Linked DNA regions of Homo sapiens: regions 1, 2 and 3 are each linked to region 4. Evidence: chromatin loops called from intact Hi-C (ENCODE). Cell type or tissue: endothelial cell of umbilical vein. All regions are shown on one strand.

Region 1 (5,000 bases), 66 kb after region 4:
GCAGATTGCGCTCCTTGCTGGACAGCTGGGTGCCCCACTTGGTCATGGCCTTCGTGTAGGTGGCCATGTTGTCACAGTGCTTAGCCTGCTGGGCCAGCTCTGCCTTCACCATGGTGGGTGGGTGGCTGGGGCTGGGGCTGGGGCCAGGCTGGAGCTGGGGCTAGGGTGGAGGATGAATCGAGAGAACAAGAGCTCTAGACCATTTACATTTAATGTGATTATTGTTACGTTAGGCTTAATCAAGTCTACCATTTTATTTTTCTTTGTAGTTTGTTCCTTCAGTGTTTTAATTTTTTTTCCTGACTTCTTGTGTGTTCCTGAAACAGTTTTCAAAATTCCATTTTGATGCATCTGTAGTGTTTTTGAGTGTATTCCTTTGTATAGATATTTGAGTGGTTGCTCTAGGTATTTCAGTGTACATATATAACTTACCGTGGTCTACAGGGGTTGACGTTTTATCAGTTTGAGTGAAGTATGAAACTATTTCCTTTAAAGTCCTTTGCCCTCCCCAGTTGATCTTTTTTTTTTTTTTTTTGAGAGAAGCTCTCACTCTGTCACAGCTCACTACAGCCTTAACCTCTAAGGCTCAAGCAATTTTCCCACCTGAGCCCCCGCAAGTATGTGGGACCACAGATGCGTGCAACCACACCCAGCTAATTCTTTAATTTGTCTATAGAAATGGGGTCTCGCTTTGTTGCCTAGCCTGTTTATAATTGTTTTAAATATTTCTTTTACATTGAGAACCACATCAGACAATGTTACCTTTTTGCCTCAACCATCAAACATAATTTAGAAAACTCGAGAAAAGGAATGTCTCCTTGCATTTTTTTCTCTTTTTCAGTTTTTCCCTTTTGATGTTGCAAGATTCCTTCCTTTATCATTTCCTTTCTTTTTTAAGAACTTCCTTTAGCCATTCTTTTCAGATAGGTTTGCTGATGGCAAATTCCATCAGTTTTCTTTTTTATAAGAATATCTTGATTTTCCCTTTATTCCTTACAGATAGTTTTGCCAGAGATGGTATTTGAGATTGACAGTTCTTTTTCTTTTCTTTTAGTGCTTAAAAAATGTGCCATTTCCTTCTGATCTCCATGGTTTCTGATGAGAAATTTGCTGTAATTCAAAATCTTTTCCCCAGTAGGTCATGTGTGTTTTCCCTCTGGTTGATTTCAAGATTTCTTCTTTGTCTCTAGTTTTCTAACGTTCAATTGTGGTGTTTCTTTTCATGGGTTTCTTCAGGTTTATCCTGTTTGGGTTTTGCTCAGCTTCTTGAATCTTTATGTAGGTTTATGTGTTTTACCAAATTTGGGAAATTCTAGCTATTATTTCTCCAAGTACAGTCATGTGTCACTAAATGATGGGGATGTGTTCTGAGAAATGCATCGTTAGGTGGTTTTGTTGTGTGAACATCATAGGGTATACTTACACAAACCTAGATGGTACAGCCCACTACACACCTACGTACTGCTCCTAGGCTACAAACCTATATAGCATGTTACTGTACTGAATTCCATAGGCAATTATAACACAATGGTAAGTATTTGTGTATCTAAATATATTTAAACATAGAAAAGATAAAGTAAAAATACCGTATAAAAGGCGAAACAGTATACCTGTAGAGAGCACTTACCATGAATGGAGCTTGCAGGAGTAGAAGTTGCTCTGGATGAGTCAGTGAGTGAGTGGGGAGTGAATGTGAAGGTCTAAGACATTACTGTACACCACTGTAGACTGCCATAGCCTTCACAAATACTGAACTAAGGATATACTCAGTTTATAAAAATATTATTCTTTCTTCAAAAATAAATTAACCTGGCTAGGGGTAGTGGCTCACATATGGAATCCTAGCACTTTGGGAGGCTGAGGCGGGAGGATCACTTGAGCCCAGGAGTTCAAGACCAGCCTGGGCAATATAGTGAGACCCTGTCTCTACAAAAAAAGAAAAAAACCACAAAAATTAGCTGAGTGTAGTGGCATGTACCTGTACTTCAGCTACTCTGGAGGCTGAGGTGAGATGATCACTTGAGCCAAGAAGGTTGAGGCTGTGGTGAGCCTTGATCAGGCCACTGCACTCTAGCCTGGGTGACAAAACGAGACCCTGTCTCAAAAAATGTTAATAATTAATCTTAGCTTATTGTAACTTTTTAACTTAAAAAAATTTCAACTGACTCCTTTGTAATAACACTAAGTTTAAAACACAAACACATTGTATAACCACATAAAATATTTTGTTTTTTATATTCATATTCTATAAGCTTTTTCTATTTAAAATTTATTATTTTTTTACTTTTTAAACATTGTTGTTAAAAAGGAAGAGACATACACATTAGCCTAGGCCTGCAGAGGGTCAGGATCATCAGTTTCCTAGTCTTCCACCTCCGCATCTTGTCCCACTGGAAGGCCTTCAGGGGCGGTAACACACATGAAGCTGTCATCTCCCATGAGAACAGTGCCTCCTTCTAGGATACCTTCTGAAGGACCTGAGGCTGTTTTCCAGGTAACTTTTTTTCCTATGAGCAGAAGGAGTATACTCTAAAAGAACAATAAAAAGCATAGTATAGTAAATACATAAACCAGTAACAGTTGATTGTCATTATCAAGTGTGTACTGTACATAATTGTATGTGCTAGACTGTTACATGACTGGCAGTGCAGTAGGTTTATTTACACCAACATCACCACATCCATGTGAGTCATGCATTGTGTTATGCTGTTACAATGGCTACAGTGTCACTAGGCGATAGGAATTTTTCAGCTCTATTATAATCTTTTTTTTTTTTGAGACAGAGCTTGCTCTGATGCCCAGGCTGGAGTGCAGTGGTGTGAGCATGGCTCACTTTACCATCAGCCTCCTAGGCTCCAGTGATCCTCCCGCCTCAGCTCCCTAGTAGCTGGGACTACGTTACCCAGCTAATTTTTGTATTTTTTGTAGAGATGGGGTTTCACTGATTTGCTCAGGCTGGTCTTGAACTTCTGGCCTCAAGCGATCCTCTTGCCTCAACCTTCCAAAGTGCTGGGATTACAGGTGTGAGCCACTGCGCCCAGCCTCCATTATAATCTTACAAGACCCCTGGACATATATGGGGCAGGACTGTACTTTTCCCACCCCACCCTCTTTCTCTATGTTGCTTCTCTATGTTCTTCTGTGTTGCTGATGATAGCCCTCTTTCTGTATGTTCTGTGTTGCTGATGATAGCAGTGTTAGATCTCAGATCTTTTGTTACAGTTCCAAACGTCCCTGAGGCTCTGTTAATTTTTTCCTTAGTCTATATTCTCTCTTTTGACTAGATTGGGCAATTGCTGTTGTCTTTCTTGAGGATCACTGATTCTCTCCATCTGCTCTTGAGCTCACCCATTAAGTTTTTTTTGTTTCAATTATTATATTTCATATTCTGAAACTTCCATTTGTTTATTTATATTTTCTATTTCTTTGCTTAGGGTTTCAGTTTTAAAAATTTGTTTAATGTACCCATTGAAGCATTTTTATGATGGCTGCTTTAAAATCCTTACAAGGTAATTTCAACATCTGCGTCATCTTGGTGTTGGCATCTGTTCATAGTTTGTTCTCACTGATGTTGAGATTTTCCTGGTTCTCAATATTATGAGTGATTTTCAGTTGTGTCCAAGGCATTTTGGGTGTTTATTATAAGACTCTGGCTTTTATTTACATTGTCTGTCATAGCTGGCCTTTTCTGACATCATTTTGGGAGGGTACGGGCTGTGCCACCTCATTATGCTGGTGGGAATGGGATGAAAGTCCAAAGCATCCATCAGTACCCAGCAGGGAGGGATTCCTCCTTCCAGCTGTGCAGGGTTGGGAGGTCAGTTTCCCGTAAGTCCTGTGCTGATGCCACACTTGCTAAGAGGGGAGAAGGGACCCTGCTACTGCTTCTCCTGTGGCCTCCACTCACACCTCACCAGGAGGCTCATTACTGGTGGAGGGTGGTGAAAGTCCCAGCTCCCTCACTCAGTCTTTCCTGACCCCATCCACATATTATGGGTGTCAGGGGGCCTAGTAACAGTTGGGCAAGGGTGGAAGTCTAGGCTCCCTGCCTGGCCATTGCTGATAGAGTGGGGATGGGACCATGTGTTTTCATGGTATATGGCTGGAGTAGAGTGGTGATTGTCTGACGTTTTCTGTCCTGCTGGGTTGCCCTTTACTGAGTCCTTTGCATAGGGTTAGCAGGCTTTTCTTGGTCCTTTTTTTTTTGTGCTCCTGTTGGTATTTTCAGGTTGCCGACTTTTCTAGTTCCCATTCTAGGATATATGAGGCAGAAAGAAAATTCAGAGAACTCACTACTGTGTTGTTTCTTGGGTCCCAGTGACTCTACCCTTTCTGCCTTCTGCTTTCCACCTTTCAAAGTCTTCTTATTTTTTATTTTTTGTGGTGGTTGTTGAGACAGGGTCTCACTGTGTTGCCCAGGCTGGAGTGCACTGGCACAAACTCAGTTCACTGCAACCTCTGCCTCCTATGCTCAAGCCATCCTCCCACCTCAGCCTCCCGAGTAGCTGGGACTACAGGCGTCTGCCACCACGCCTGGCTAATTTTTGTATTTTTTGTAGAGACAGGGTTTCCCCATGGTGCCGAGGCTAGTCTTGAACTTCTGAGCTCAAGTGATCCACCCGCTTCAGCCTCCAAAGTGTTGGGATTATGGATGTGAGCCATGGTGCCCAGCCTTCTTATTTATAATATCTGGGTTTATAATTGTGTTTAGCAGGATGCATAGAGAGAAGTGTGTCTATTCCATCTTGGTCTGGAACTGGAAGTCTCATCTGAATTAGAGAAAGTTCTTCAAGGATATTGTCATCTGAAGACTCATAGTCTGAGATTTTGCTTTTATGATCAATTTCACCACCATTATTAGAGTCTATAGTGATACTACCTGCTTTCTACATTCATTTTCTGATTTGTCCTACAGTTGTCAGATGTCTTTGCTGTAACTTTTCTTCTTTTTGCCATTTTGGGTACAAAAAGGAAAAATCCTGAATTCCCAGTTGTTTTCA
Region 2 (5,000 bases), 64 kb before region 4:
TCCTCTTTTTAAATCCAAAAGAATAGGATTGTGCATTTTGGCAAGAGTTTGCTTAGGTATTGTCACAAACATCCCAGGCATCCTATATTCTATTAGCAAGCAGATGCCATGAAAAATGTTAAAATAATAACAAACAGCAAGAAGAAAAACCTATTGCAAACATACCCTGTCACAGTTCCTGCTTTAGAAAAGGGGAAGGAGAGAGCAATAGCCTGGGTGACTCTTGGTGTCTAATATCACAAACTTTCTAAAAGATCAGTCTCTACACCATCAACCTTTTCGTCATTTCCACATGTTACTTTTGAATGATTCTTGGTTACCTGGAGCTCCTTTCCTTCCCGAGAGAGCAGGAACTGACTTTGTGACAATAGGAGGAAGTTGGACTGGAATCTGAATTCTAGAGGTCTTTCAGAAGAAGACTATCACAAGGCACTGTATGTTTGCCAAGCCAGTAGGGCTTCAGGAGGCCAGAGAAGGGGGGAATCTTAAACTGCATAGAGTGGGAGAGTTTGAAATAGTCCTTGGGGGCCCTGGTAGAGTATCTTGGAGGTTGGGGGCAGGGGGGTGGGGGAGAGTGGGGAGGTGACAGTCACTCAGACCAAGTGTCTGGCACAGTGTTGAGGGCTTGGTTTGACCTGAGTAGGGAGTGGAAGAAACGGCTTAAGACCAGAGAATCTAGGACTTTAAATTTAGCTGAAAATTTTGGTTTTATCCTATAAGCCATGGTTAGCTATTGGCATGATATGAGCCATCTTTTAGGAAAACCAGTCTGGCTTTACTATGAGGGTACATTCCTGAAGTGTTGACATGGGAGACTGGCTGGGAGGAACACAGAGCCATAGAGTCCCAGCTGTTCAGCTCGGCCACCTGCTTGCCCAGGCTTGAACAAGGTATTGGCCTCTCTGAGTTCCTGGCTCTCAAGTGCAAAAAGGGACTCATCATCCCTTCCTCACTGGGATGAATGGAAGATTAAATGAAATAACAAGTGTGGGAGCACAGAGCATAGCAGACACTGGCTGCTGTTGGTCGCCTTCCCTTGGCGTTACTCTAGTCCACTGGTTTTGAGGCTCTGCCAGAGGAGCTGTAGACATTTACTTTGGAGGCATATCTGCCATTGTCCTGATAAACTTGTGAGCCCAAGTAGACCAGTAGGATACAGACTGAGAAAAGACACCCGTGGGTACATGCCTACTTAAGTGCCAGCTTTATAGTGCTGCTATCACTAAACCATTATAAGCCTTGAAAAAAGTGGGGAGGTGACAGGCTTCCTGGAATTGGCTATAGCGACGATGCTTTTTATCTTTATTTCTCTCAGCGCGCTCAGTCTGAATCCCTGAGCGACCTGACGTGCACCCCAGAGGAGGAGGAAAACGAGGAGAAGCCACTTTTGGAAGTCAGCCCAGAAGAGCGCCCCAGCTCTGGGCAGCAGGACGTGGCGCCAGACAGAGGCCCTGAGCCTGGGCCACCGGCGCCCTTGCCGCCACCCGGAGGGGCCCGTGCCAGACGCGCCCGCCTGCAGCACTCCTCCGCGCTCACGGCCAGCGTGGAGGAGGGGGGCGTCCCCGGGGAGGACCCCTCAAGCCGCCCGGCCACCCCGGAGCTCGCCGAGCCCGAGTCGGCCCCCACTCTCCGCGTGGAGCCCCCGTCCCCGCCGGAGGGCCCCCCGAATCCCGGTCCCGACGGCGGAAAGCAGGATGGGGAGGCGCCCCCCGCAGGCCCGTGTGCCCCGGCCACGGACAAGGCGGAGGAGGTGGTCTGTGCTCCCGAAGACGTCGCGAGCCCGTTTCCCACCGCCATCCCTGAGGGGGACACGACTCCCCCCGAGACTGACCCCGCCGCCACCTCAGAGGCGCCCTCTGCTCGCGACGGGCCAGAACGCAGTGTCCCGAAGGAAGCGGAGCCGACGCCGCCCGTGCTCCCGGATGAGGAGAAGGGGCCCCCAGGGCCGGCGCCTGAGCCCGAGAGAGAAGCGGAGACGGAGCCCGAGAGAGGAGCGGGGACCGAGCCCGAGAGAATTGGGACCGAGCCCTCCACGGCGCCCGCCCCGAGCCCGCCGGCGCCCAAGAGCTGCCTGAAACACCGGCCCGCGGCCGCCAGCGAGGGCCCCGCCGCGTCCCCGCCGCTTGCCGCTGCGGAGTCTCCCCCGGTGGAGCCCGGCCCCGGTTCCCTCGACGCAGAGGCCGCCGCCCCGGAGCGCCCCAAGGCCGAGCGAGCCGAGGCGCCACCGGCGGGCGCCGAGAGGGCGGCGCCAGAGCGGAAGGCGGAGAGGGGCGGTGCCGAGCTGCGAGGCGCGAAGAAGTTCTCGGTGTCCTCGTGCCGAGCGCGGCCTCGTCCGGGCGTCTCCCGCCCGCTGGAACGGGCCAGCGGCCGCCTGCCCCTCGCGAGGAGCGGCCCGGTCTGGAGGAGCGAGGCGGCTCTTGACGACCTCCAGGGTCTCCCCGAGCCCCAGCACGCGAAACCTGGCCCTCGGAAGCTGGCGGAGCGCGGCCCTCAGGACTCGGGGGACAGGGCGGCCAGCCCGGCCGGGCCGCGCAAGAGCCCTCAGGAGGCGGCCGCCGCGCCCGGCACGAGAGAGCCCTGCCCAGCCGCCCAGGAGCCGGCCCCGAGTGAGGACAGAAACCCCTTCCCCGTCAAGCTCCGGTCCACCTCCCTCTCGCTCAAATACAGGGATGGCGCCTCTCAGGAGGTGAAGGGTGTGAAGAGGTACAGTGCCGAGGTCCGGTTAGAAAGGTCGCTGACCGTGCTCCCGAAGGAGGAGAAGTGTCCCCTCGGGACGGCCCCCGCCCTTCGAGGCACCAGGGCCCCCAGCGACCAAGGAAAGGGGAAGGCCCGGCCCCCCGAGCCGCTCAGCTCCAAGCCGCCCCTGCCCCGGAAGCCGCTTCTGCAGAGCTTCACGCTCCCGCACCAGCCCGCGCCCCCCGACGCCGGCCCGGGAGAGCGGGAACCCAGGAAGGAGCCCAGGACGGCGGAGAAAAGGCCGCTGCGCAGGGGAGCTGGTAAGAGCCCGCCGAGGGTGCGGGAAGGGCAGGGCCTGGGGAGATCCACATCCACGGGCACATCTTGCTGGACACTCGCCAAATGCTCCTGGTACAAACTTTGTTGCAGGGGAATTGGAAGGAGTCAGAATTCCCACTAACATCATGTCTGATCTAGAGCAAGCTTGTCCAACTCGCGGCCTGGGCCCGGGGCGGCTTTGAATGTGGCCCAACATGAATTCGTAAACTTTCTTAAAACATTGAGACTTTTTGCGAATTTTTTTTTAAGCTCATCAGCTGTCCTTAGTTTAGTGTATTTTATGTGTGGCCCAAGGCAATTCTTCCAGTGTGGCCCAGGGAAGCCAAAAGATTGGACACCCCTAATCTAGAGTAAGGAATAGGCCGACCTCGGTAGCTCATGCCTGTAATCCCAGCACTTTGGGAGGCCAAGGCCTGCTGATAAGCCCAGGAGTTCAACACCAACCTGGGCAACATAGTGAGACGTCGTTCTACAAACAATTTTAAAACTGGCCAGGCGTGGTAATGAGGGCCTGTAGTCCCAGCTACTTGCGAGGCTGAAATAGGATTGCTTGAGCCCAGGAGTTCAAGGCTGCAGTGAACTATGATGGTGCCATGCACTCCAGCCTGGGTGACAGAGTGAGACCCTGTCTGTTTTAAAAAGAGAGAGATAAAATAAGGAATAAAGAGTAGAAAAGGGAAAATAAATACCAGGATTTTGCATAAGTACAGAGAAGTCAGTGTGTAAACATGAGATAAAGAGAAACGTAAAAACTGATTTTGATAGGACTCTCAGCGAATCCCTCAAATTCTTCTCCCACTTTTGACCTAAGAAACTCAGCAAAGTCCAAATCCCAGGACATGTGTACTCATTTTGATGCAGGTTCTTTCAGGGCCTAAGCTATTTCTTGGCTATAAATGAAACATACTCCTCTATTAGGGTCCTTCTGACCTTTTCCTCCAAGAAAGAATTTCCTCCTGCTTCATAATCAGGTTCACGTGGCTCAGCTGCAACATGGAAAGTATTCCATATATTGGAATCACAAGTCTGTATAAAACGTAAGTCTCTCAAGAGGGTCAGCATTTACTTGCTGTCCTGAAAGGGAGATTGGGTTAACATTGAGGCAGAACGTAAGAATATTTGAAAGCAGCTGTCTTTTGAAATGAGCAGAGACAAAGTAGATGACCTTTCTCTGTCTTTGACATTTGTCACTTCTTATAGTGTTTCAGATGAAATGAGAAATCTGTTGAAAATGTGTATTTGCAGCAGAGCTAAAGAATCTTTCATTGCTGGGTTTTTTGTTGTTTTTGTTGTTGTTTGTTTTTGAGACTCCGTCTCACTCTGTTGCCCAGGCTGGAATGCAGTGGTACGATCTTGGCTCACTGCAACCTCCACCTGCCGGGTTCAAGTGATTCTCCTGCCTCAGCCTCCCAAGTAGCTGGGATTACAGGCACACACGATACTACACCCGGCTAATTTTTTTATATTTTTGGTAGAGACGAGGTTTCACCATGTTGGCCAGGCTGGTCTCGAGCTCCTGACCTCAAGTGATCTGCCCGCCTCAGCCTCCCAAAGTGCTGGGATTACAGACATGAGCCACCATGCCTGACCTGCTGGTTTTTTAAATTAATGGAAATCTGTGAACCAGAAAATGAAACTACACAAATAAGTTGTGTGTGCATGTGATGGGGGCCCTAGGGAGAAGTTTTCCATGACAAATTTTGTTTTTTAAAAATGTTTTGGCCCGGCGTGGTGGCTCACACTTGTAATCCCAGCACTTTGGGACGCCGAGGCAGGCGGATCACAAGGTCAGGAGTTCAAGACCAGCCTGGCCAACGTGGTGAAACCCCATCTCTACTAAAAATACAAAAATTAGCCAGGCATGGTGGCGCGCACCTCTAATCCCAGCTACTCAGGAGGCTGAGCCAGGAGAATCGCTTGAACCCAGGAGGCGGAGGTTGCAGTGAGCCGAGATCACGCCACTGCACTCCAGCCTGGGTGACAGA
Region 3 (5,000 bases), 80 kb before region 4:
AAGTTTAAGAAAATAGCAAAGTAAACCTGCAGAAAGTAGGAAGGAAAGAATAAAGATAAGAACAGAAATTAATACAATATGAAATAAACATTCAACTGAAAGAATTAACAAAGCAAAACTTTTTTAAGGCAATTAAAATTGATAAGCCTGTGGTGCAATTGATCAAGGAACAAAGAAGAGGCACATTTATGATAATTAATATCAGGGTGAGAAAAGAGGCATCAATCACTATAGATGTTGTGAATGCTTGAAAGATAAAAAGATATTATTAATAATTTTTTGCCAATACATTTGAAAATTTGGAAAAAATACATTTTCAGAAAAATGTTACTTAAAAAAACAGATTCAGGAAGTAGAAAAATGGACTAGTCCTGTCACCATTAAAGAAATCGAATTACAAAGCCTAGTAGGAGAAGAAATATAGTTTGAACAAATGGATGGCTAAGCCCTGCCAGTGGAACAAAGGTGTACAGCAGTTATGCTTGAGCTCTGCCAGTTACACTTGAGGAGACCATTAATGCTGTAAGCAGCATTTTTGATGGTCATGATATTGAGGCTGTGTATCTATTCAGGCCTTCGAGGATGCATACCAATTTGTTGACTAGGCAAAAGCCACAGGGTGTCCTGACCAAATGCAGAAAACTCTTAAGAATCTTTCAAAATCATAAATGCTCATTGAGAACCATCTACTAACAACATAAACATTTTTTACGATTATAAAGTTGAGAACACTTCCACACTAGAAGGTGAGAAAACTAGAAGGTGCTGTAGAACTGACTTATCCTTGGAGAGGGATTTGTTCTACCTGTAATGATGTAGGAACTCCTACTAAAGTAATCCTAAGTAATTCTCCCCATGAGAGTAAGACCATGTAAGCTTCCCAAGGAGGCAATAATATAAACACAACAGAAAGATCCTGGGTTTTTTAAGGAATTCAGTTTATTAAATTATTATAAAAAGTAATAAATTGTGCAAATTTTCAGGATGTATTAGACAGCATCCTGGTAGTCTACGATGCTGCATCCCTCCACTGTCAGTTCTGTAACTATTCCGGGAAAGGAATGAACTTTGCTGAGCAACTAATGTGAAATCATGGAAACCTGGGTATGATAGAATTCATGGGAGAGAATGAAGCTGTCACCAGAGGAGCAATCACAAAATGTTGAAAAGTGTGGTGAATTCTAATAATCCAGGAAGCATGGCAGAGTTGGGCTCAGCCTGGCCACACCCCTCCCCTGCAGGGATGACCAGTCTCATTGTTTTTCTCACCAAAAGTCATTAGCTCATCATGCAGTTGGTGCCCCACAGACCCACCTTCTTGCCCATGAGGTTGGGCCTCCTCTGATTGTCCTTGATGCTGTATTCACACTAGACAAAGCAATTCATAATTTTTATTTTATTTTATTTTTTTTGAGAGAGGGTCTTGCTCTGTCACTAAGGCTGGAGTGTAGCGGTGCAATCATAGCTCACTGCAGCCTCAAATATATTTTAGAAATCAAAACTTGATTATACATGAGAGGAAAGTTGCTAATTTTGATTCTGTGATCATCTTCCAAAGTGTTCTTGTGTCTTTTATTTAAATATCCTAAATAAAAAGAAACAAGATGTGTTTTCAGGTATGCAAAACTGGTATACCATGTACTTTTGCGAAGTAAAAGGACTTTTCAGAAGCAGATAACTGATGCATGGATGGAAATCTTGCTTTCTCTCTTTTACGTGCCTGTTGCATACATGCACATAAACACACACTGTAACAGTCTTATTTATTATTTTTTTCTCTAATCTGTATAGGAAAGAAAAAATCTAAATTCAAAACTTTTAAGAAGTTTTTTGGGAAGAAGAAGAGAAAAGAATCGCCGTCGTCCACAGGAAGTAGCACCTGGAAACAAAGTCAGACGAGGAATGAGGTCATTGCCATCGAATCCGGGCCAGTGGGCTACGACTCCGAGGATGAGCTGGAGTAAGTTGCATTTTACATCCCTCGGGCCAGGAGCACCTAAATACATGATTTCATTATCCTGGTAACTTGCTGGATTTCTGAGCCCCCTTTCCTCCTGGGTAATTCCATTAGAGGTTCTTCCATAGAAGTTGTGTTTTCTGTCTTTTCAAACCTAGGGATGGAGAATGCTGTGTGTGTTTAAGTCCACAATAACTGTGGGAGAGGAGGTACTATATGCCATTTTATAAACGGACAAAATAAGCCCTAGATAAAATTTAGAACTTGCCCAACATCCTACAGCTGAAAGTGACAGGATCAGGATAGGGGCCCTGGTTTAACTTGACTTAAAACTCTTTTGAGGACCTAGATGCTATATTAGAAAAATGCATTTCTCTAAAGTTGAACGTTAAGTAATCTAATCAGAATATTTTCACTTGATGGGGGTGGGGAGGGGGCGCTCCTTGCTATCTTAGAAAAAAAATCATCCAAAAATATCATAAAGAACAGACCCAATAAGCACAAAAAACTGGGGAGGTCTAGTAAAGAAATCCTTATTTTTGTAACTTGTGTTTCATTAAAATATAGTTACAGTACATATGCTGCAGTTATTCTAGCAGTTATTCCTGTGACTAAGAGGAAACGAAACAGATTTGTTGCTATGCTAGCTTTTACCTTTTTTTTTTTAAGACAACGCTGGCCCTTTAAGGATAGAACTCTTCAGAGAACATAATATCCCTCAGGTTTGGGGTACAGACCACGCTGAGATGGGTCCCAGGCTTGAGCATCCCAATAGTGGTGTCCTGTCCCCTCTCTTGCTCTCGCCCCTCCCCAGCCTCCTTGCCTGTTTTTTAAAGGAGTAGAAATTTTGCTGGCCACTTGGTGGCACCAGATGACTGGAAAGGAAAGATTGGAACCTTTTTTTTTTTTTTTTTTCAGTTTTGGGTTTGATTTAGGTTTTGATTGTTTTTGGTGCTAGCAGGGAATGTAATAGACTCACATTGCACCATGTGAAGTGTGGAAGGGATATACTGTGCATGCATTTTTTTTTTTTTTTTGAGACGGAGTCTCGCTCTGTCGCCCAGGCTGGAGTGCGGTGGCGCGATCTTGGCTCACTGCAAGCTGCGCCTCCCGGGTTCACGCCATCCTCCTGCCTCAGCCTCCCGAGTAGCTGGGACTACAGGCACCCGCCACCACGCCTGGCTAAATTTTTTTTGTATTTTCAGCAGAGACGGGATTTCACCGTGTTAGCCAGGATGGTCTCGATTTCCTGACCTCGCGATCCGCCCGCCTCGGCCTCCCAAAGTGCTGGGATTACAGGCGTGATCCACGGCGCCCGGCGTGCATGCATTTTTTTTAGGCGGTTCTCTGAACTCTTGGGGAACGAGATGTTATCGCGATAATATTACTAATTATTCAATGTCATCACTTTGCAAGCCCCAGGGAAACTCTAACACCCACCCCCATCCACCCCTGTCTCTTGACTGGAGCACACAGTTCTGGTGTTGGAGAGACAGGCCTGGGAGTGGCCCCTCCAACCACAGACAGGAGCCCAGCCAGAGGGGCAAGCTGGGATGAATTGTCCTGTCCGCTTGCTGATGTCCTCCCTGTCACAGGAGCCCATGGAAAGTGGAGACGGTGTGCTTTTTATCTTGATATTCCCAGCACCTTGCAGGGAGCTGGCCCTCAGTGACTGGTAACAGTTTGCTGGTTTTGATGCTAGGCAAGGAAGATTGGGAATGGAGCATGATGAGGCCTGGGAAGTGCAAATGACATTTTTAGAGAGCAGCACAGAGGAAGAGGCAAGTACTGCTTGGCCTGTGGGAGAGTCTGCGGCAACTTCTCATCCATCACTGTGGGGAAAACAGCTCCATTTACTAAGGCACATTAGTGCGAGCAAACCACATGGGACCCTGTGGGTTGAATAAAGTGACGCCCATTTATCGTGTCTGTGTCTGTGCGGTTGTGCTTCTTAAGTCTGTTAATCTATAACGATTTCCTTTTGCCCTCTCCCTTTGTTTCACGTCATTGATCTGAAGGAAGAGCAGGGCCATGTGTCCTGCAGAATGTCCCATATTCTGGCTTTGCTTTCTCTTGGTGTGACTCAACTCTTTCCTATATTCTCCCAATTCCCGGTACATCATTCGATGGATCCAGATTCTGTCAGGTTCAAGCAGGTGCTGGTTGTTGTCACATCCCATGATGAGTCACCTGCTTTCTGAGCAGTGGGTTCAGGGTGTGTCACTGTCGTCCCTCCACCAACCTTCACCTGACAGTTTTAACACCTGGTGATGATCTGTTATTTTGTCACAAAGTGGTGGTTTTTCTAATTCTATCATTCACTGTACACTTGCTAACTGAAATTCTTTGATGAAGAACTTTCCTTCATCAATTGCTTGGTTGCTCCGAAATACAATTTGTAAAGTCAGGATCATGCTTGGCTCTCCTTTTATTGATCCACCCTCAGAGTAATGACGTGGCCCCCTAGCAACTCCTGACAGTGGCCAGTGGGTTTTGTTTTTTTCTTTTTTTTTCCAAATATCATTGGGAATGCATTACTTTTTATATATTTGATTTGCTTTAATCCATGACAGTCTTTATTCATTTTAATGCTCAAGTTGTTCCATCTTAGGCTGTTGAGAGTCACTTGAAATTCGCTCCGTCTTTTGACATGACCCCATTCATCTTTGATGGCTTCCTTACTTTCTTGTCCAATGAGAAATCTCAGGTTTATTTGGTATATTTTCTTCCCCTGACCTGGAATCAGCACTTTCTTGACAGGACCCTGGCTCCCTCCTTGTGGTGTGAAATGGCTTTTAAAGACCTCAGTCCAGCTGCCAGGGGCGATGATTACTAATTGGCTGTCACTGATTCTAAACCTTTCCAGTGGATATAGCTAGGAAATGGTTTATTTTTCAAGAGAAAAATTAACCATTAATTTGCTGATATTTCCAATTCAAGTTTAATAAAACAACATTTTTACTTCTTTAATTCTTTGTATTCTCTTTTCTCTTACACTTGAAACCAGGGCTCCTTATGATATTAACAAAATGACTTATTTTCT
Region 4 (5,000 bases):
CTCCTCTGGTCCCCATTTCCTTATCATAATGTTGAGGAATGATATGTCTTCTCAGTTCCTCCTCGGTCATAGGGTAACAGACAAGCACGGCACAGTGGTCACTGTCACACAACAGCAGGGGATCTATGGGTGCAGGCAAGTGGCAAGATGACATATGTGAAATCATTAAAGTTGTATCTCAGATCCAGATGACAAGGATTGTTAAAGGCTGTTTGCATAACCATATTCAATTTGGGGTGATGCAGAAGGGGTATTCAGGGTCTGGTCAGCTCCCACGGGAGGCTTCCTACAACCTGCCAGGCCTTCACCTGGGCAGGCAGAATGCTAATGCCACCAGCTAGGAGGATGTTCTCAGAGGGACGGAGGAGATGGCAGCTTCTCCAAGTTGATCCCTCAAAACCATGACTTCTCTGAGATTTGTGTCTCAGGCACTCGTTTGCAATGACTACTGTAGCAAAATGACTAGGCACGTGCAAAAATGCTGCATCCAGCTTGTTTGAACAATTGCAGTTGTTCAATTTCATTCAGACCAATTAGGCTATATTTTTAGTATGATTATTCAAAGCATTGGTACTCCTTAGACAAAATCTTAGCTAACAAAAGTTAGCTGGAATGAAAATTTTACAGAAAGTAGAATATCTTTGTTACCAAAGGGAAGTTTATTTTGATAAAATTAAAAAGGCCAGGTACAGAATAACATGCAACTTAAAACTATCACGAGTGGGACAGTGTAGACGTGAGAAGAAGATGCCTTTGGGGCCAATGGGCCTGCATTCACATTTTATTTTTGCCACCCTTTTCTTTGGTGACTTTATTACCTTTAAAATGGGAAAGATACACATGTACCTTCCAAGTTACAGGACGGATTTACATTCTTGGCACCATAAATATTAGTTCCTTTTTTTTCTACATCAGTGAGAAAGGATGTGGTAAAACAGGGGGAAAAAAAATAGGCAAGGCCTTTGTGTTTTTGCTTTTTTTGTGGTCTAATTTCTTTTAACAAATAACAGTTGTTTTTCTGATTAGGAAAGTAACACATTCATTGTAGAACACTTGGAATATTCAGAAAAAAATGTATTTTTTTTTAAATCGCCAGTAATTCTACCACCAGAGATAAATACTATGAATGTTTTTGTTTGCACTAAGCACACCTATGTGATTGGGATAATATTATTACCTAAAGTGTTGTGTTCCACTTTTCATGCATGTGCTCTTTTTACATTCTATTTTATTTTGAGACAGGATCTCACTCTGTCACCCAGGCTGGAGTGCAGTGGTGGCATCACAGCTCACTACAGCCTCAAACTCCTGGGCTCAAGCAATCCTCCCACCTCAGCCTCCCAAGTAGCTGGGACCACAGGTGTGCACCAACACACCTGGTTAATTTTTTGTATTTTTTGTAGAGACAGGGTCTCACTGTGTTGCCCAGGCTGGTCTCCAGCTCCTGGCCTCAAGTGATCCACTTGCCTTGGCCTCCCAGAGTGCTGGGATTGTAAGTGTGTACCACTGTGCCTGGTCTGTACTCTCGTTTTTAAAAAGACTCCTCAAAAACGTTGGAATTTTCCTTATTTTAAAAATACTGTTGAAGAACATAACTTAATGGTTATATAATAATATTTCACTATATTGCTGTACCATGTTTTATTTAGTCCTATTTTTGGACAGCTAGGCTGTCTCCAAATTTTCTCAATACAGAAATTCTACATAATATTCTTGCACACAAATTTTGGTCCACATCTGTTGACGTCTTTAGGATAAGTTCCTAAGAGTGGAATGAGCAACTCTAAGGGTTTTTTAAGTGGTCCTGACTTATATTGCTAAATTACTTTTCCAAAAGATTATGGTAGTTGATGGCCCTACTATGAGTGAATGGTAATTTTTGTACCGTCTGGTCTCAGAACCAAACCATCAGCTACATTTTTAAAATAATGAATTGAGAATGGATGAATTGTAGGCACATATGGGGGTTCTATTTCTCTTTCTATGGGACTCTAGGTATGATTTTCCCATTTTTGTAATTAGGATATACGGCTCCAGGAAATTGAGAGTGAGCCAGATAGTTTCTGGAGAAGTCAACTGTACCGAGGCCAGGAAACACTAGTCATCCCTGAGGGTCAAACACAGTTATGTACTAAGAATGAGGAAGTCCCACACAAAGTGGCAAGATGCTGGGTTAGCCCACAGTCTTAAGAGGGAAACCTGTTCCAGACATGACTTCCGCCCTTGGCAGATGAGGCTTCTGGTTGCCTGCCAATTATAACTAGCTAGAAACAGCATCACGGAGAAACAGTAAAGCAACAGCAAGGTGGCGGCTGGAGACTCGGGCATGAGGCCCAAGGCCAGGAGAGGAGCAGCGGGTGGGAAAAGCCTGAAGGAGGGGCTGGGTCTAGACCAGCTAGCAATCCCACAGCAGCCAATAGCCCAGCCTGCTGGAGAAGAGATTTCTAGAAATGCAAAAGTTTTCACATGCAACCACGAAAGCAGTTCACGGGCGTTCCTGGCACTGTCAGGAGGAAGTCAGGATCACACAGGGTGCACCTGGAAAGCAGCTGCCCTCCCCAAGTTTGACCTGGGCTAGCAGCTGGTACTGCCATGTGGGCTCTGGGTTTTATGAAGTTGCAACACCAGAACCAGGAATTTGGGGAAGATAAAATAGAAACAGAGAAAATATTTATATTTATTTAGACGAGAGATGTGCACAAACCACAAGCCCTGGAGATGCAGGGCGTCTAAACCATTGCCATTATTTCAGTAGCTTTAGGAGAGTTCGCAAGGTAGCTAATGATAAGAAACAGGAGAAAATCATTCTCCAACCCTCACAAACGAAAATGTCTGATCCGAGCACCCGTGGCTGTCTCACTGCTTAACCCTTCCAAAGAATAAACATGAAGTACTCTTCAGTATGGCTATGGGAAGAGCACATCCTGTTGCATTAGGAAACTTTAATTACTAAGTTTGATAAATCAAAGGTTGTCATTTACATGATACATCTTAACTTCAGCAAGAGGTTTAAACTCATCTCACATAAATCACTCAACAACCAGAAAAATACGGTCCTGATGTTGGCATGAGAGAACACACAAAGAATGTTTTCAAAGGCTGATCTTGGGCCAATATAGCTTAAATTTTCATCAGTGATGATAGAGGAGGGTGCAAGAGTAAATGAATAAAAGAGACAACCCAGTATGGGGTTAAAACAGTAACTAGCCATTGAAGATAGGGGGAAGTGAGGGGTAAGTCAACAGAAATCAGTAGTATAGACATATAGAATGAAGTTTGATAGCATCACTTGCCTTTAAAAATGAACAAATTAAGAAAATAACAAATGGAGTGAACACACAGCCTAGTAAAACATTCACTGTCTGGAGTCTCCAAGAATAAGCCACCCTAGGAAGCTAGGTTTCCCATCTGAGAAACCTTAAATAACTAATCTTAGGTTTCATCCATTCGTAATGGAAAGTTTTCAAGAATGTGTCACTCATTTCTCTGCTTTTTTAAAGAATGTGATGGGCCGGGTGTGGTGGCTCGCACCTGTAATCCCAGCATTTTGGGAGGCCGAGGTGGGTGGATCACCTGAGGTCAGGAGTTCAAGACCAGCCTAACCAACATGGTGAAACCCAGTCTCTATTAAAAATACAAAATTAGCTGGGCATGGTGGCACATGCCTGTAATCCCAGCTACTCGGGAGGCTGAAGCAGGAGACTTGCTTGAACCTGAGAGGCAGAGGTTGCAGTGAGCCGAGATTTTCCATGGAGTAAATTTGCTCCATAACTTGTATACGAGAATGATCTAGGGTGCCTGTAGGTTCAGGCAAGTGAGTAGCTAGATTTAAAGTATGCCATACTTTAAGAGTTACATCAGGAGTGTCTAGCAATAAAGCCTGATATTTTAATGAGTCCCCCTGTCATCCACTGGTGTCTTTTAGTTTCTAGGACTCCTTGTACTTGGTGTGGGGTTAAAACCTCCAGATGTTGTCTTAAAGCCAGTTTATTGTTTCATCTACTAAGGCAGTTGCTGCAACTGCCCTGAGGTATCCAGGCCATCTTGAAGTGACATGGTCTAGTCGTTTAGAAAAATATGTCACTGGTCAGGGAATAGCTCCCAATTTCTGGACAAAGACACCTAGGGCAGTGCTTTGTTTTTCAGTCATATAAAGGAAAAGCGGCTTATCAAAATTAGGGATCCCTAGGGCTGGGGTTGATCCCAATTTCTCCTTGAGAGTTTTAAAAACCTGTTCACAATTACTATCCCATTCAAAAGGACCTACATCTGCTCCTTTCAGAGTCTCATCAAAAGGCTTGCCTATATGCCCAAATCCAACTACCCATAAAGAGCAGAATCCTGCCATCCCTAGGAAAGTCCACAGGTGTTTTCTAGTTTGGGGTTTTGGAATGTCCAAGATAGTTTCCCTTCATTCTGGTGTTATTGTCAGGGGTTGGAACTTATTCTGAGTATTTAATCTCTTGAGTTGAAATCTGGGCTTTGTGTGGTGAGACCCTGTACTTACTAGTTCCCAGAAAGTTTAGTAACTGAATGGTATTTTTGTCCAAGTTTCTTTTAGTTGAGCTAGTAACCAACAAGTCACTCACCTATTGGGTAATAGTGTTTTTACTTAATTGTACCATTTTAAATTCTCTAGGTAGTGCATTTTTAAACAGATTAGGGTTGTCCCTAGACCCCTGGGGAAGAACTGTCCAAGTTAATTAAGAAACTAAATGGCTATCAGTATCAGTCTTTTCAAAAGTAAAGATGAATTGTGAATCAGGGTGTACTGGAATGCAAAAAAAAAGGTCCCTGGGCTAACAGCGTGTAGGGATTGGGCACTGTAGTATGTATAGGAATGATAGTCTCATTGACAGCTCAAAGATCTTGAACAAATCTGTAGTCTCCATTTGGCTTTTTAACTGGCAAGATTGGTGTATGACAAGGAGATTCACAGGGCCTTAACAACCCAAACTGCAAAAACTTAGCAATTAGTGGTTGGATCCCTCTTTATGTCT

Evidence for each region. A loop is a pair of places that touch in the nucleus more often than their neighbours do. Peaks named below come from ENCODE experiments on the same cell type or tissue, not always from the same donor. Only the 100,000 strongest peaks of a DNase experiment are listed, where the experiment ranks them.
Region 1: a loop joins it to region 4, with 6 times the contacts of the local background. A loop is called at or near these places in 3 of 110 quality-filtered maps.
Region 2: a loop joins it to region 4, with 4 times the contacts of the local background. A loop is called at or near these places in 9 of 110 quality-filtered maps.
Region 3: a loop joins it to region 4, with 5 times the contacts of the local background. A loop is called at or near these places in 8 of 110 quality-filtered maps.

Annotation. Positions count from the first base shown.
Region 1 is chr2:98,689,215-98,694,214 of GRCh38, reverse strand. The region is part of intron 2 of MGAT4A (alpha-1,3-mannosyl-glycoprotein 4-beta-N-acetylglucosaminyltransferase A); the gene reads left to right. It also overlaps the pseudogene YWHAQP5. Among named protein-coding and RNA genes, the nearest start is that of MGAT4A, 39 kb to the left of the region's middle. In endothelial cell of umbilical vein, no CTCF peak of the experiment used is centred here; a DNase peak (open chromatin) is centred at 2,694; H3K27ac peaks cover 1,339 bases.
Region 2 is chr2:98,819,853-98,824,852 of GRCh38, reverse strand. It overlaps CRACDL (CRACD like), which reads left to right. Exons shown (of 10, transcript NM_207362.3): 7 at 1,316-2,996. Among named protein-coding and RNA genes, the nearest start is that of LINC02611, 50 kb to the right of the region's middle. In endothelial cell of umbilical vein, a CTCF peak has its summit at 1,941; no DNase peak of the experiment used is centred here; H3K4me3 peaks cover 994 bases; H3K27ac peaks cover 669 bases.
Region 3 is chr2:98,835,079-98,840,078 of GRCh38, reverse strand. CRACDL (CRACD like) reads left to right here. Exons shown (of 10, transcript NM_207362.3): 3 at 1,792-1,960. Among named protein-coding and RNA genes, the nearest start is that of LINC02611, 66 kb to the right of the region's middle. RefSeq lists a silencer at 2,639-2,933. In endothelial cell of umbilical vein, a CTCF peak has its summit at 2,795 (motif pointing right); a DNase peak (open chromatin) is centred at 2,808.
Region 4 is chr2:98,755,487-98,760,486 of GRCh38, reverse strand. No RefSeq gene overlaps it. Among named protein-coding and RNA genes, the nearest start is that of LINC02611, 14 kb to the left of the region's middle. In endothelial cell of umbilical vein, no CTCF peak of the experiment used is centred here; a DNase peak (open chromatin) is centred at 2,216; H3K27ac peaks cover 1,933 bases.